2 separate regions of the Mus musculus genome follow, and region 2 is linked to region 1. A link is a loop called in an ENCODE intact Hi-C map of the cell type or tissue named here. Cell type or tissue: left cerebral cortex. All regions are shown on one strand. Links, peaks and the distances in the headings refer to the core of each region. The heading gives the core; the rest is flanking DNA.

The links. Hi-C counts contacts between places; a loop is a spot of excess contacts. Peaks named below come from ENCODE experiments on the same cell type or tissue, not always from the same donor. Only the 100,000 strongest peaks of a DNase experiment are listed, where the experiment ranks them.
Region 2: a loop joins it to region 1, with 2.7 times the contacts of the local background. A loop is called at or near these places in 12 of 42 quality-filtered maps.

The regions. Positions count from the first base shown.
Region 1 is chr15:85,606,986-85,615,309 of GRCm38, reverse strand. No RefSeq gene overlaps it. Among named protein-coding and RNA genes, the nearest start is that of D130051D11Rik, 23 kb to the left of the region's middle. In left cerebral cortex, for the core only: CTCF peaks have their summits at 2,202 (motif pointing left), 4,583 (motif pointing left) and 5,514 (motif pointing left); DNase peaks (open chromatin) are centred at 3,699, 3,880, 4,458, 5,475 and 5 more places; H3K27ac peaks cover 4,069 bases.
Region 2 is chr15:85,686,752-85,695,075 of GRCm38, reverse strand. No RefSeq gene overlaps it. Among named protein-coding and RNA genes, the nearest start is that of Lncppara, 13 kb to the left of the region's middle. In left cerebral cortex, for the core only: a CTCF peak has its summit at 4,824; DNase peaks (open chromatin) are centred at 6,505, 6,832, 7,297, 7,947 and 1 more place; H3K27ac peaks cover 2,918 bases.

The sequences.
Region 1 (8,324 bases), core at 222-8,221:
TTGGGACTGCTAGAACTCGAAGGCATTAACTGGTCCCAGGGCCTCAGAGTGCAGGGTTAATCCCTTGTGGACAGGCTATAGAAAGGCCTATGCTGAGTTCCTTCGCCATGCCCTCTCCACTGTCACCGTTGTCACCCACTCACTCATTCCTACGTCAGCACGCTTATTCCACGTGCGCTGGAATGAGCACGCATTCCCTGCACCCCGCCTGTCCTCTGCCCCGGAACAGCGAAATCAAGGTGACAAATCTAGCGGCCAAAGCAACTGGGCAGGTGGAAAGGTGAGTCCCAACCTGGGGAAACCCTAGACTGACCTGGGCAGAAAGAAGAGTCCCAGCAGAAGACCGTGAGCCTCCCAACCCTTGTCCTGACTGGACACTGCCGGGTGGGCCTCTGGCTGCAGAAGCTGGCCTAGGCACCAGGCCATGGTCCCTGTATCAGACCTGCCCAGTGACTGATGTGACTAGGGTTCACTCTGGCAGGCTGAAGACAACTCTGGGTCATCATGGAAGGTTCGTTCTACAGTGTCCACCCCAGCATCCATCCTTCTGCTCCTGGCCCCGGTTCCAATCGCAGGCCATATCTCCACGCAGCAAATCATTAAGCATTGGCTTTCTCGGTCACACTAGGACTGGGGTTATAAGAGCACCAGTGGCAGCTGCAGCGATCCTGCTAGAAGGTAGTCTAGCCTCGAGTGAGGAAGGTGCCAGAAGTTCTTGAATCTTGGAGCCTGTGGGGGCACAAGCCAGGGGCAGAAAGGGTCTTCTGTGGGGCCTGTGAACTCCGAGGGCTGCTGTCTGATGCCCCCTTGCTCCTCAAATATAGACCCCTTTTTAAAAGGGCCCAGTCCAGTCCCTAACCCTTTGTATATCTTCCACACTCAACTGGCCTGAGTGTCATTTGGCTACATGTTCCCTGCTGAAATGAGATGACATAGGGTCAGCCTCTCTGTATCCCAGGAAGGCCTTAGTTACTCATAAACCAGCCTGCTGCTGAGACCCTTCTGTGAATGAGTCCCTACTTGTCCCCGTCTTCCTACAAGCTGGCCCCCGAAGCACAGGTGTCCACATACAAGCTGGGCTCTCTTGTGGGAGGGGATTCAAGCCGTCAGAAGAATGGCGCTCTAGCCAGTGCAGAATGTCTATCTGAGGGCAGCCGGGGTACAGTACTACAGGATGTTGGGAGTGCTGTCTTGGCGAAGGGTGCTTCCTTCCAGCTCAGGGTCAGGCCTGTTCTCTAGCACTCTGGCTGGCACTTCCAGCTCAGTTGGCTTGTGGCCAAAGCTGCATCTGTCCCAGTGGCAGCAAAAAGTGCATTTCCCACACTCTCTGCGACGCCCCTGGGGGTGGTGGAGGGACTCTTGGGTTGCTGTGGGGCTGCTTGCCCAGGGACTTAGACGGGCATCCTGCTGTTCTTAGTGCCCTGAAAACCCAGATGAGAGACCATGATGCCAGAGTACATATCTAGGGTGCTGCTGACCCTCTTCCTTCCCCCCTCCTCCAGCCTCCAGCCACAGTACCAGCTTGCACCCCAGAGGTTAAGAGCCCGGACACTGCAGGGTGTGGCAGCTCAACCCTGACTGGCCTAGTCTAAACCGATGTTCCGCCAAGGAGGCCCTTTGGCTGCCGCAAGCACCTAAACAGCCCTGCCTTTGTCCTAGTGGCCACAGGCACTGTTTGCTCTGTGCCCAGCTTGTTTTTCCCAGGCTGAGCTGGGCAGGCAGAGCCCGGGAGCCATGGAAACAGCACAGGCCACCTGTCTTGCCCAGCCCCGCTCTCTGCCCAGTTGCTTTCTCAGTCTCTTCAGACCTCCTGCTGTACTGGCCCTGTACCAGCTGCCCCTGTCCCGCCCCCTCACTAGCTAGGCTGGGTGCAGAGACAGCCAAGGGTTTCAGGGGCCCTGGGGTCACACAGATCCTGGGGTCAGCTCGGCCATCCTTAACACCCAGGCGGTTGTCTGCTTGCTGCCTGCAGGGAAGCCCTTTACCTAGCACCTCTGCCCTGCTCTGGCAGGACTTTCTGTGCACAGGAGGAAGGGTGTGGGCTCCCTCAAGAGCTCCTCAGCTGTCTTAAAACTGCTGGGGGGCTGGAGAGATGGAGCGACAGTTACGAGTTGTTCCAGAGGACCCAGGTTCAATTCTCAGCCCCTATGTGCTAGCTCACAATTGCCTTTGCCTCAGTTCCAGGGTATCTGGTGCCCTCTTCTGGTCACTATGGACACTGCACATCCATGATGCACAGATATAAATGCAGACAAAAATCAATCAATGAAACAAACAAACAAAAAGCCTTCTGCCCAGCCTCTGGTTTTCTCCTGTCCTTTTGGAATCTCCAATCATTCAATAAGATCAGTCTGACGCCCCAGGCTCAAAACATCTAATTCTTGTCCCCAACGACACTTCCTGCCTGCTGGTGTGTCCTAGGTTTTTCTCTAATAAGTAGCCAGAACAGCTCCGCATGTGATGGGCCTGACCTTGGACCTGTGTCCACAGGCTCCCTCAATGGGTCTCAGTGTAATCCGGACAGGGCCAGTTTCTTCTCTATTTATTTTCAGGGTGCATGGATATTCTCCAGGTAGGATTTGGGAAAAGATAGTGAGCCCGGGCAACTCTGTGGTTGGGTGGGTGGAGTTGGAGGACAGCGTTTCACTCCCTCTGGGGCAAGGTGAGAAGTGTGTGCTCATCTTAGGAGGGGTCCCCTGGCCCAGGCAGGGGAGGACCCACCGATGTGGCCCCAAAAGCACCAGTTTGTCAGTGCCTGTGTTCTCAGACGTCTTTTGGACGGGAAGCTTAATTGCTCCATTCTCCAGATGAGAAAATCAAGGCTCCAAGAGTGCTCTCTAATACTGTCACTGGGTCAACGGCTAGGGAGCTCTCCTGGTCACCTTTAGTGCATCCCCCCACCCCAAGCTGTCCTTACAGTTTCCCGATCATGTGGCTGATCAAGTCATCGAGAAGCCCAATGCTTCTGGACGGGTGCCATTTGACAGCAGGGTACATCTCAGTGTGCCTAATGCTTCTGTATTTTGCAGGAGGGGACATGGGCTGGAGAGGGTCAGGGCTTGGCAACTCTGCCCTTCATTTCTCCGGCCTCCCTCACGTCTGGCCATTTTGTTCCAGCTCTTGAAATATCTGCTCTGCCCTCCCGGAAGCTGCTGGCTTCAGGCAGGACCGTTCCTCCTATCTGCTCAGTCCAATTCAGTCTTGTCACCTCCCTGTAGCGGTCACTGGACAGAAACTGGGATGTGCTGTCCACCCTGGCTGGGCTCCTGGGTGGCCAGGAGGCTCTTGGAAAGCCCTCTTCATCCCCACTCATGGAACTCTTGCAGCTCTTTTCCGGAATGGCTTCCCGATGAGGTAATGCTTCTTGCAGACGGGAGGAGGTCCTGGAGAATGGCCGCCAGTGGCCTCCTTGCCTGGGCGACCTGCCCAAGGCACAAAATGAGCCCTTTTTGGTGGCTGAAAGGAAGACCAGGCCCTAGACTCCAGACCTTCATTCGTCACCCAGCCTTGAGCTGAGACTATCCTAGTCCTGGGCTGAGCCTGTAGCCTCAACCAAGGGGAAACTAAGGCCTGAGGGGGGAGGGGCCGGCTACACTCAGAGCCCCAGAAAGAATCCACAGCTACTCCTGTTTGACACTCTGAGGGACAAGGAAAGCCTCCTGGTTCACCCTCTTGGGTCTGAGGAGTCTCTCTGACTGTTAAGCTTCTGTTAAGGAGCTGGGTGGATGCTCGCCCAGAGGACGACTGCTGGGTTATCCACTATCCGCTCTATATCCTGGGAGAGAGAGAAGCTGCAGAGAAAGCTACAGAGAGAAGCTGCGGTATGCCAGGAAAGTACTGAAGAGGCTTGATTCCTCACTCCTGCCCTGTGCCTGCCAGGCCCGGCACTGGTGATGAGGTCCCCAGTCCCCACATAGTCCAGAAGCACCCACACCTCAGGCTTGGAAAACAATATGAAACTTCTCACTTCTGAGGCTGGTGGCCGCAGTGCCTGGCACCTGGGGTTGGCACAGGAAGACCTTCAGGACTCAATAGCAGCACAACTTCAGTGCTTGGTGGGATTGGGACACGGGCTAGAAGATGACTCTGTGAAGCACTCAGGCCTAGTGTCTGCAGGCCCAGCTGGCCCTGTCCCCGATTTGAATTTATTGTGCAATGTTATCCAAGCCCCCCATCCCCCACCCCCTTCCCTGGCTGGGTCTCAATTTCCCCATCTGCAGACAGGAGGAGGGCAGGAGAGGCCTCAACTGGACTCCAGAGCGCCCCAGGTCTGGCGGCCCAGACCTGCAGCTGTGTGGGCGCAGCCTCTCTGGGCAGGAAGTTAATTTCCGCGTTGGAGGCGATGCCTGAAGTGGGCCCAGTGCTTGCTGCATGTTCAGATGAGGGCCGGGCTGGTGAAGTCATGTGGGAGGTAGCAGCAGAGGCAGGATCCAAGCCAAGATTTCTCTGCTGGCCTGGAGTGACCTTGTTCAGCCTCCCTTGCTCAGCAGCCCCCACCTCTCTTGCCTACACAAAGCTCTGGCTCTACAAGGGAAGACAGGTCCTCTTGGAAGGTGGGCCTGCACCCTCTTCTGCCCCCTGGTGGCTATGAGGACATATGGCAGTTTGGTCAGGACTTTGAAGGCTACAGGGCCATCATCCACCCAGAACCAGACACATGATCACCATCATCCCCCCACACAGGGCCAGACACCCACAGGGTCTCAAGAATACACAGGGATATAGACACCCACAAAGGCACAGACACCCACAGTACCAAGAACTCACAGAATTGGGAACCTACAGGGTCACTGACAATCAGAGCCACAATGGCCCACAGGACCTCAGGCACCCACATGATGGGCACCCGTAGGGATGGGGTACCGTCACTGGGAGGCCTGGTTATGACACACACCCCCCCCCAGGAGGAGGTCACTGCCACCTATGTCTCTGGAGTGTGCAGTTCAGGTCGGGAGTGGTTAGGGCCTACAGGAAATGCACAAAGATGGGAACAATGTTGAGAGGAAAAAAGTGCTCACCCAACCTGGGATCAGCCCTCTGGTGCTTCTGGCTGCAGTGTTGGGGGATGGACGAGAGGCCGAGGCACATGTCCTTTTAGCTCTCAATGGTGACAGTGAAGGGAAGGGCTCAGTGTGTTGTTCTTCCCATTGTCTCCTGACCCAGCAGCAGCAGCACAGGACAGACAGGCACCCACTAGCCTTGGCCTGATCCTGCAGCAGCAGGCTTTCAGAATGATGGACAATTTCTCTGAGGCCCTCCAAGTGCTGAAGGCCGTACTACAGTAGGGCTATATAAACCAGGGCGGCCAGCCCAGTCTGGCTCCTAGGAACTTAGTGCCTCCAATATCATCATCAGGGATAGGGGTGGACTGGTCAGTCTTTAGAATGTGCCAGAACGCTGGGGAGTTGGCTCAGCCATTAAGAGCTGCTCTTCCAGAGGACCTGGGTTTGATTCTTAGCACACGTATGGCCTCTCACTACTTACTACCTGTAATCCCAGTCCCAGGAGCTCTGACACCCTCTTCTGGTCTTGTCAGGTACTGAACATGCATGGTGCAAAGATCTACATGCAAACAAAACACCCACACACAGGAAAAAAAATGAAATCTTTAAAAAAAAAAAGAATTTCCAAGGTCTGCTCAGCGGCTTCTCCAGAATGCCCCCTCCCAGCACCCCTTTTCTTCTCCCACCCCCCAAATCCTGCCTGGGTCCTGTGGCTAAACCTCTTCCCCACCCCTGACCCTCACCAGGATACCTGGCTCAGGGAATGACAGGGTCCCACCAGTGCCATCACATTAGAACACCAATGGTCAACGCCCACGGGGGCCAAGCATCCATTGCACTGGCAGACAAACTGAGGCTACAATAGAGGATCTGGCAAGGCCAAGGACTAGCTAGACACAGACCTGGGGCTGGGGTGGATCTAGAGTCCAGGGATAGTCACCAGTCCAGAGTGATACTGACACTGTGACACTGGACCCCCCCAGAGGGAGGTTTCAGCCATCAACCCAACTGGGACCTCCTCCATATCTCCCACCCTGGAGTAGAGGAGGAAGGGTCATATCATGACGCCCTGACTTATGAGACAGGGCTGATAGAAAGAGAGGACCAGGGTGAAGACCTAGAACTTTCCATGTTCAAGTCCAGAAGACTGGGAATCTGATACTAGTGTCTGAGGGCACTGGGAATAAATCTCCATTACCCCTCCCCCCACCCCATTTGATGTCCCTTCTTCTCCATCTTCTAAAAAGGAGATACTTGGAGATTGAGAATGTCATGATTTGGGTTTATAGAGGAGCCATGACCCCCAGCAGATGCTCTGGTGGAAAAAGACAGCATGGCATGACCAGGAGAAGGAATTGGCCTACCGTGACTGGTGGTCCAGTGGCCTGGTAGGTTATCCAGTATACATCAGGGCAAGGTGCGCAGTGATGGGGGCAATTGCTCAACTCCTCTCCAGGCCTCTGCCCTCTCAGCTGGGCATCAATGAACAGCCATCCTAACCTCTCTGTATTTCATCAGGACAGTCCTTACTTCCCAGAGGACAATGGATTAACACATATGGAGAAGGGGCAGGGGATAGTCTAGCAATCCTAGAAGAGATGGTACATTGGTGCTGAGGAGAGAGATTCTAGATGAACAAGATCTGACCCAAGCTCTTGGGAGTTGACTGGGATGAGGGATGGCCATGCCAGCCCTCCCAGGAAGCCTGGTATAAGAAGTGACTCATATCAGGAGCTTGGGGAACAAGGTTCCTAGACCTTCATTGTATTACCAATAAGGATAGAAGATGGAGGGGAAACTCTCTCCATTGGAGCATACCAGGGCCTTCACGTGGGCTGGATCAGGCAGATGCAGTGAATAGTCTTAGGGCTGGTGGCTGACAGAGACTTTGTGAGCTTTGGTCTATGGACCTGGAGCAGGCTCCGAGCAGCCTGTGGAGTATTTATTATCATGCCCTGGTCTCTATCCTTTAATCCAGCCCAGGGCACCCAACAGAACAGGAACTACATAGATGTCAGAGGACCTAAGATGCTAGATGCAATTCTAAAAGCCTAGAAGTTATTGTCTGAGGGTTAAAATAAGTCTTATAATTCATCAAGGGGGTGGTGGTACACACACATTTAATCCCAGCACTTGGGAGGCAGAGGCAGGTGGATCTCATTCTGGTCTACAGAGTGAGTTCCAGGACAGCCAGAGTTGTGCAGAGAAACTCTGTCTTGAAAAACAAACCAACAGAAACAAAAAAGAAAACAAAAACAACAGCAGCAACAACAACATAATTCTAGGGCTGGAAGATGGCTCAGTGGTTAAGAGCACTGGCTGTTCTTCCAGAGGACCTGGGTTCAATTCCCAGCATGCCTGGGAAAGCCAGTGCAGCTCACACCTGTCTGTAACTCCAGTCCCAAGTCGTGTGACCCTCGCACAGACACACGTGCAGGCAAAACACCGATGCACATAAACATTAAAAGACTTCATAATTCTAAGATGATAACCAGGACCCCTTAAAGGAGGGCTTTGTGGTGCTGCTTTCCGGTTTGCTCCCATGGCTCGCTCAGCCTGCTTTCGTATAAAGACCAGGACCATTTGCCTAGGGTTAGCACCGCCCATAGTAAGCTGGGCTGTCCCACATCAATCAGCAATCAAGAATTCAATCCAGCGGAGGCATTTCCTCAGTTGCGATTCCTTCTTTCCAGATACTCTAGCGTATGTCAAAGTCACACAAACTAACCAGCACAAGGTCTCACTAGGCAGCCCGAGCTGGCCTTGAACTCAAAATTCTCCTGCCTCAGTCTGCCCGGCACTGAAATTACAGGTATGGCTTCTACACTTGGTGAGGAATAGTCTTTTTTATTTTTCTGATTTTTAAATTTTATTTTATGAGCATGAGTGCTTTGCCTGCCTGCATGTATGTGCATCAAATGCATGTCTGGTGCCTGCGGATGTCAGAAGAGAATGTCCGATTTCCCTGGGATTAGAGTTATAGAAGTTGTGAGATATTGTGTGGTTCTAGGAACCAAACCTTTGCAGGAGCAACAAGTACTTTTTTTTTTTTTTTTTTAAAGATTTATTTATTTATTATATGTAAGTACACTGTAGCTGTCTTCAGACACTCCAGAAGAGGGCGTCAGATCTTGTTAGGGATGGTTGTGAGCCACCATGTGGTTGCTGGGAATTGAACTCAGGACCTTCAGAAGAACAGTCAGGTGCTCTTACCCGCTGAGCCATCTCACCAGCCCCGCAACAAGTACTTTTAACCAGCAAACCATCTCTCCAATCCCATTATTATTATTATCATCATCATCACTAATTATCATTATTATT
Region 2 (8,324 bases), core at 59-8,058, 80 kb before region 1:
CCAGGCCTGCATGGCTACATGGACCCATAGCAGTATCCAGGAGGGCTGGGGTAGGTGGCCCTGAGTTCTATAAACAACCAAAATGTTGCACTGACCTGAGCTGGACGTGGCCATTGAGTTCTAAGAGTCACCCAGGGAAGTTGTCAAGAAGAAGCCGGTGCCTAGAGAAGAAGCAACACTAATTAGGTGCTGGGGTGCATCTATGAGCCCTTTTCTTGCATTTCTATTGTTTCCTGTGAATCCCAACTGGAGAGCCCCTCAAAAGGCCCCAGGCACATCTTAGGAGCCACCTGGAACTCACAGTAGCTCAAGGCCAGGAGACTAGTTCATCATCTATGGCCTGGAGACACTGGGCCATGAGGTCTTTAAGTCACGAGCTTAGATTGGGGAACCATGGGAAGTTTGGGGCTCTGAGGTTTAGTTGTCAATGTTGGAACTGCACCCCTTGAATGTGCCAGACTGGAACTGAGCCTGGGAGGCATCCTGCCAAGGGAAGAATGGATGCACTACCTTATCTAAGTGATGTATGGCAGGGGCCAGGCCTCCAAGTGGCTAGGTCATCCCAGTTGACAGGGCCTCTTGTGTATTCTCCTTGAAACTATCTTGAAGCTGCAGAGCCCCACAGGTCTGGGCTCCTCCATACAGGGCCCTTCTTAGCCATAGCATGAGAGAAGCCAGCACAGTCCCACCCACTGGACAGAAGCAGACACAATGCCTTAACCTACCACCTCTAGTAGCACCAACGTGCGTAGACTCCAATGGGATGACTCTGAGTGATGGACAGCTGGTTCTGAGCCTGTTGAAGCTGGCTGGGGGAAGGCTAGAGAAAGTGGTGACAGCACCGTGTGCCACCTCAGTGCATGTACTGTTTACCAGCTCTCTGGCGTCTTCACCCCAATGTACAAGTGTTCTAGGGGGTCACTCTACAGCCCCCTGATCTCCACCAGCAGGTATCCCTGGCCATTTTGTGGATGAGTATACTGATGCTTAAAAACTGACATAGCCCATCTGGATGAATGGCAAGTGCAAGGGGCTGGAGGATAGGGCAGGGGTACCTACTGTGTGCTAGGGGTACCTACTGTGTGCCTGGGCTGCAAGAGGCTGTCTCAGAGCAAATCTGTCCCTGCTGGATTCCATCTACTTCAAGAGGACGACTCAGGCCACCTTAGCCTACAGGGCAGAAGGTGGGGCTGGAGCAGGGACCCAGAATCCTTGGCCCTATCTCCTGCCCTGTCCTGGGCAAGGATCTCTCTCCCTGGTTGGAGGCCAGGCTGAGCCCCTTAGGAGCTGAGGGTAGGGTAGATCTGGCACCAGGTAGAGCCTCTGAGGACAGGACTGGCCCTGGCTTCTCTGAAAGAGCAACTCTGGGTGGCCTCCTGTTTGCCAGCACACAATCGTCTCTGGGTCTGTGTCTGATGGAGTGAGCCCTTCTCTGCCCAAGTGGGGCAGACAGCTACCTGTGTGTGAGGCCATAGGGGGTCTTCTGATACACATGCCAGGTGCTTACTTTCCTGGGGGGTCCTTAGGAGCATCCAGGTTCTGCAAGACATAAGGAAATCAAAACACAGGTGTCAACTTGGCAGGTCATGTGGCTCGGATGCAGAGAAGGGTCGGGGATAGTGTGGCCTTCCCTTCCTCAGTCACTCCCAGAGCCATATACTATCTACCGGGACCTTGGCACCTGGAGTTTTGAGTCACAAGAGACTGGGAACACTGAATGCCATGCCTGGCTTTAACCAGTTCTGACCTGCCAGGACCCACATCCTAAACCAACTCCCTGCCATGGCTCCTAGGCAGCCCAGAGTCTTAGAGTCCCTCTGTGACAAGAGGAAGGAAGGGATCATAGGGCTTGGTTGCTGGTGCCTGGTAAGACCCTCCCTTCCCTCCAGCCCCATTAGGGCACCCATAGTTCCCTGTGGCCAGAATGTCCTTCTGCTACCATAGATCACCCCTGCCTGTACTGCCTCAGACTAGGGGGTCCCCCCACCTCACCTCACAATGCCTGCACTGACCCTATAGACCTGAGAACGTTGAGGCAAGAGTGTCCTTCAACTAGCATACACACATCCTGGGCCTGGCAGGGCCTGCCACCCATCAGCATCCCATCACCTGCCTTACTCTGGGAACAGGACTGGATAACTGAGGTTTATGAAGTACAAACAGGACCCTGGGTCACTACCAAGGAGTAAGTTCCGTAGTCATTAAGAGCCAAGAAGGGGGACAAGCCAAGACTGACAGCAGGAAACCAAAGCCAGGAGTCGGCCCTGGCCAGAATGACTCCCAGACTTCTCACCCTCCTCCCTATCTGCCTTGGGTGCTTTGGCCCTGGGAAGAACTACCTGCTTCTTTCCTGCCCTCTTGCGCCCACTGTGCTGCCGGCATCCACGTGTCCATGAACCCCGGTTGTAAGAAGACTCGGGATATCCTCTTAGAATTAGGGCCTTCTCCAGAACTAGTCGCTATAGGACGAGGGGCTACTCGCTCACGGACAAGCCAAAAGCAACAAGGTCTGTCACGTCACTGCTTATAGCATTATCTCCAGAGAGTGATTTTTTTTTTCTTCAAACTCGAGACCTTGAGACCAGAGGGACTTGCTGAGGGCTCCGCCTTTGAATGTGCTGGACCCTGAGACCCACCAGGCACAGCTTGCCTCTCTCCATCTCCAGAAACTGTAGTATCTGCAGGCAAAACTGGGACCTGGATGCTGTTCTTCATCCACACAGGGCTAGAAAGCTTCCCAGAGAAGATAGGGGACAGGAGGGATGAGCCTGGGGCTCTAAGTCCAAGTTTCTGATCGTATTTCTTAAGAGACTGTCCTGTGGCCACACCTTTCCTTACCTGACAGCTAGACCTCTTCCATCTCTCCTTTCTACTTCTGGGCCCACAGTGCACAGAGTCCCCGGTTTAACGATCTTGGAACAGCTGACTGCTGCTCACAGCTACTGCAGCCTGGCTAACCTAGCCTCACCAGGGGAACATGGAACTGCCTCCCTAGGAGAGAACCCTCAGCGGCATTGAAACCCAGTAAAGCCTGACCTGCTTGGCTCCAAGAGAGGCGCTTTCACAAAAAAAGGTGCTGGGGTGCCTACAGAGCCAGCAGAAGAAACCCCCACCCATCTTTTTTATTAAATAGCATAATTTCACGTCTCTAAACAAGGTCTCTGTCCAAACTTAGAAATTCTAGGCTTCACATACAGGGACAAGTGATACAGAATGAAAAAAAATCAGCCATGGGAAATAGAAATGTTGACCAGAACTTGACAGGGGCGGGGGGGGGTGGGATACGGGGGGGGGGGGCTGAGCACCATCTTATAGGAGCAGTGGCTGAGGCTACACAAGATACCTCGGGCCTACTATGGACCCATGAAGGCATGTAGTTCCCACGCTGACAGTACAGAGCTCCTGCCTACAGCACAAGGGTAGCTCTAAGGGACCTGGCTCCACCCTGAGTAACACGGAAATGCACCTGGATGGGCACAGTGGGAAAGTTCTTATGGCTGCTCAAGGGGGACCCTAGATTTGCCCAGTTCCCTCCAACTTCATACATGTGCTCACAGACTTCCTCTTGTCATTCAATTGCTCCTGTGTCTTTTCACCTACTCTGCCTGTGGCAGTTGTGGAACTGCAAAGCCAAGGACAGGGGTGTTCCCCAAATGTTACACTATCTGCCAATAAGGACCTCTGAATAAATCACAGAGGTACACTACTCTCTCTCAGGCTGATGACCCTCCCAAAGCTGTCCCTCTGTCCCTTAACGTTTATGTTCTGTGTGGCAGGGCCACATTTGTTAATGGTTCATGGGCCATCAAAGTTAGTGCTGAATCTGTCAGACCAAGCACCAGGCAGAAGGTCCTGGTGGTCTGGCCCAGTCCTACCTCAACCTCATTCCTACCTGGGCTCACAACCACAATTAGGCGTACACAGGATTCAGAGGGGTCATGATATCCATCTAGGCTGGCAGAACAACTGTCCCTGGGAGAGAGCTTGGGCTCCATCCAAAGCCAAGGAGCCGAACGGAATCTTCCAGGCTGCATGGCCTTCAGGAACCTGTTTACTCTGAGCCAGTACATACAATATACTTTGGTATATTAAGAAGGTCATTTAAACCTGCTACACCCATGGACTATATAGGCAGATTATAAAGCAAATTGGATATGTGCTTCCCATCCCCCCGCCAGCATCTTTCGGTGGAGTGCCCCACAGGCAACCGCTCACTCCCACTAGTGTCCAGTGGATTCTACAGATCAAGCCACCACCAGATACAAAGCCATCTGCATACCTACCTGGGATGCTTAGGTAAGGTTCACAAAAGATGCCAGTGTCTGCGACATAACAGTCAGTCCTGGCTTCATTTTAGGTGTTGTTTTCAGATAAAGGACTTAGAACATCCCAGCACATGTGAGTCCTGCCCTAAACTGACACCACTGCTGTGGTCATCAGCTATCTAGACAAGGGGGATCCTGTCCTCGTATAGAGCCCCTATGGTGCCCGCAAATTGTCTCTGCTTCTGTTAAGAGCCTGGCTGCCTGCTGGTGGACGGTGCTACTTCACGCACGTTTTGGCAATGCCTCTGTTTTGAGGACAAACATGTAGTGGTTAATTTAGGCGGGGTCAGTTTATCTCTGGGCAGATGGTTAATTGTATCACTTCAATATTTTCCTTCCAGTGCAAAAGGAACAACATTCATGAGTCAGAAATCTGAGGCCCAGAGGGAAAAAGCAAGCAGAAGCCAATAGCCCTCTGTCTGGCCCGGCATACAACCCAGCTCTTCGTGTGCACATGTGTGCATGTGTCCGTCTGTCCCCACACCATAGTGGTTCCCATGTGCCAGAAGCCTGCTGGGCTGTGTTGGGCACTGCCTGCGTTTGGCCACAGAGCTGAAGCATCAGGCCTGGGGAAGTGGGTGGTTGGCTCCTAGTTTCTCACTAGACAACAGATACCTGCAACGTTGTGCGTGAGTCCTCCTGGTCTCTAGGGAGACTTCAGAAGCAGGGTCCCAGGTTGAAGCCAAGGAATGCTTACAAGACAGCTGCCTCAAACCTGGAATCTGGAACCTTCCAGGGACCCACTGACATCAGAGTTAAAGTGAGGGAGACAGAGAAGGTGGGGGCCAAGGTTGATAAGGAATGGGTCCCTGGGTGTACAGCTCTTCCCTACTGGTCAACAATGAGTTCAGGGGCACACCTGTTATATAGCTATGATCAAGTGACAGTACACCCACTTCACTGGACAAAATCATATTAAATATGTCGATCACAGACTCCAGAAGGTGAATGGCAAACACAAAGATGGGAGACAAGGTTGCTGCAGTGGGACTGTCCTCTCAGGAACTCTCAGGCCTGTGGTTCTGTGCTCATGATACTGGAGCGAGTCCATGGGAGAGATCCATACACGGAGGCATAGGGGACCTTCCCTCCAGTGCCTTCGCTCTCAGAGTGTTTCCCTAAAATACACCTGAGCCAGCTTGTGAGGAGCCATACGTGGTTATAGCCATCCTGCGCCAGGAGCTCTCAGTGTAGACACTGGTGAAAGGACCATCAGGGTTGTAAGCCCACAGTGTAGGAGCTGAGCAGAAGGCTAGGGGGGCGCTTCTAGGTGGTGACAAGGAATCCTAATAAAATAAAAGAGCGTGGAGACATAAGGCTTGTCGGGGGTTCCACTAACAGGGTGTGGTAGCATACACCTTTAATTCCAGGACTCCAGGAGCAGAAGCAGGTGGGTCTCTGTGAGTTCAAGGCCTACCTGGTCTACACAGCAAGTTCCAGGCTAGCTGAGGCTACACTGTGAGACCCTGTTTCAAAACAAACAACAATAAATGTCTCACAACGGAGATTGTGACGAGAACCCTCTTTTAGGTGGGAAGGTCAGGCTTTTTGGCTCTGTCCACTAAGGTCCCTGCAGCTGCGAACAGGGTACAGGCTAAGGGATATTCTGTAAGTGCCTGATCTCATAGCCCCTTTTCTTTGGTCTAGACAACAGAGCTGGGTAGGGTCAGATGTCTGAGCCCAGCACAATAAAGCCTGGTCCCCTTCACGGTGACTCCTGCCCAGAGCCTACTTGGAGCCCAACTCTAGGAAACAACATAAAGGCTGGGCGTGGGGCCATGCCCACTGCTTCTCTGCTTTCCCCACTGCTGGCCTCTAGGGCATATGGGGGGGGGGGCAGAGGACAGGTGGTAGGGGCAGTCAGAGGAGCCAGTCGGCCTGGCGGTAAATCATCAGGCTATGCTTTATAATTATCTGGGTACTTAAGCTCCTCTATCTCGTCTCTCCCTTCCCTGGGGAGATTTCCTTCATTTCCTATGCTTTCCCAGTCTCCTGGATGTCTAAATCAAGCCGGACCAGGCCCAGCACTCTGCTCTACCCAGCTCCCTCGGCCTACAGCTACGAGGTGGTGTGTTTGCATGTTGCACAGTAGCTATCAGAAGAGGATCCGTCCTCATCGAAGTTTCCTCCCCAGCTGGGAAGGAAAGCTAAAAAATGTTACCACACCCAGCCTTGGAGTCACAGAGACAGAATCTTCATGCCCTACTTTCCCTGACAGAGGGATGGGCAGTGAGCCTGAGAGACCTAGGGGTAGGAGACCGCCACGGCACTTGAATCAGGAACGAATCAGAGAAAATGTGAAGACAGGTGCCTCAGTACCTGGGCAGCAGCAACTAGAATGCAGCAGCAACTGGGATGCGGGGCCTGTTTGGTTCATGAGGTCCCCATGCTGGTCCCACTTAGATCCTACCTGCTGCATGTATCCAGCTCTGGCCCCTCTTTTCCTCTAGCTTTCACACCGAGTCTGGGTCGCTGTCCCCATTTTGCAGATGCAAACAGTGAGGCACTGAAGGCAATGCAAGCGGCTTCCCATTTGGAGGCTGCTCAAAAGGTGCTCCCCGCCCCCAGAGCCAGTGCCAGTGTCAGTGCCAGCGCATACATCCATATTCTCTTCCTGATTCCATGAAGGAGGAGGGTGGTGCACTACCATGCCACCCGCGTAAAGGCCAGGTTGAAGCTGCCACAGACACATATAGCCCTCAGGTGAACTTTGCAAAGCCACCATGTATGTATCCCTTTCCCAGGCCTCCCTAGGGATGAACACACGGGAGGTTTTTTTTTGTTTTGTTTTTTTTTGTTTTTTGTTTTTTTTAAGTAGGATCTCATCCTAGGCCTAGGTTTCTGACCTCTGGAAACCTCTTTGGTCGTTTGCAGAGCCCTCTGGCAGGCCTGGAGCTTCCTGTCGCTGCATTCATAGCTAGGTCACTGGGTGCCAAACAGATGCTAAGGGCTCTGGCTGGCTTGTGTGCGGCCTCTCCAACCACCGTCTCAGACACATTCCACAACCAAGATTCCTTCAAAACCCCCTTCTCTGAAAGCAAACAAAACCGCAGCCTGGGAGCCCAGAGGAGCTCACACTGCTGTGGCTCCGTTTTTTCTTTCTTCTTTCTTCCTTTCCCACCCTCCCTACTTAAATACTACTACAAGGGACATAGAAACCTGCTAACCCTCTCATGTTGAGGATGGGTAAACCGAGGCCCAGAGACTGGAAAAAGGGGTCTAAGGTCCCATAGGTTCTACGATTGGGTGGGAGTTCTGGAATCCAGGCAGGACTGACTTGGGCACATAGCTTCTTTAAGACACAAAATCTGTGTGGTGGTGGTTTTCGGTCAGTCCCAACACCATAACTGGCCCAAAGCATCCCTAGTGATTGGCTGGGCCCTGAACCCACCTGATACTTCCCTGATGTAAGCTGGCTAGTGTGGGCAGGGCTGGGACCCTTGAGCTCCCTGGCACAGACTGAGTGGTGCTCAGCAAATGCAGGAGGAAGTCTCTGGGGAGGCCTAGAAGCTCAGGGGCAGGGCTCCAGAAAAGCAGGCTGCTCTAATGGAAACCAGTCAGTGGCTAACTCCCCCCCCCTGACTTTGGTTTCCATGGGGACAGGATAGGAGGTGGAGCTCTGGCGTGGCTGCTGCAGCAGATGTGGCCTGTTCAGGGCTGGTGGGGGTGGGGGGGTGGGGGTGGCGCCTGGCAGGGAGCCCTGGGACGTGGCAGGAGTAAGACTGGGCGCAGGGCCCTGCAGCCATAGCTATGGTGGTCAGCTTTAGGGAAGAGCCCAGGGCTGTCGGTCCACCACCTCCAGGAAGTCTCCTGGATTCCTCAGGTGCTCTCAACCCACGACCCAAGCCTCCTCCAAAGGGAGTAGGCCCACGGGCATCTCAGTGGGAGCCTGGCCTTCCTGAAGATATCTGCATTAGTCATGCCAGCCATGTGGATGCTCTGTGTGCCTCAGGCCTGCTGGTACTTGTAAAGTGGGGGGAGTTGGGGAGCGAGACAGGG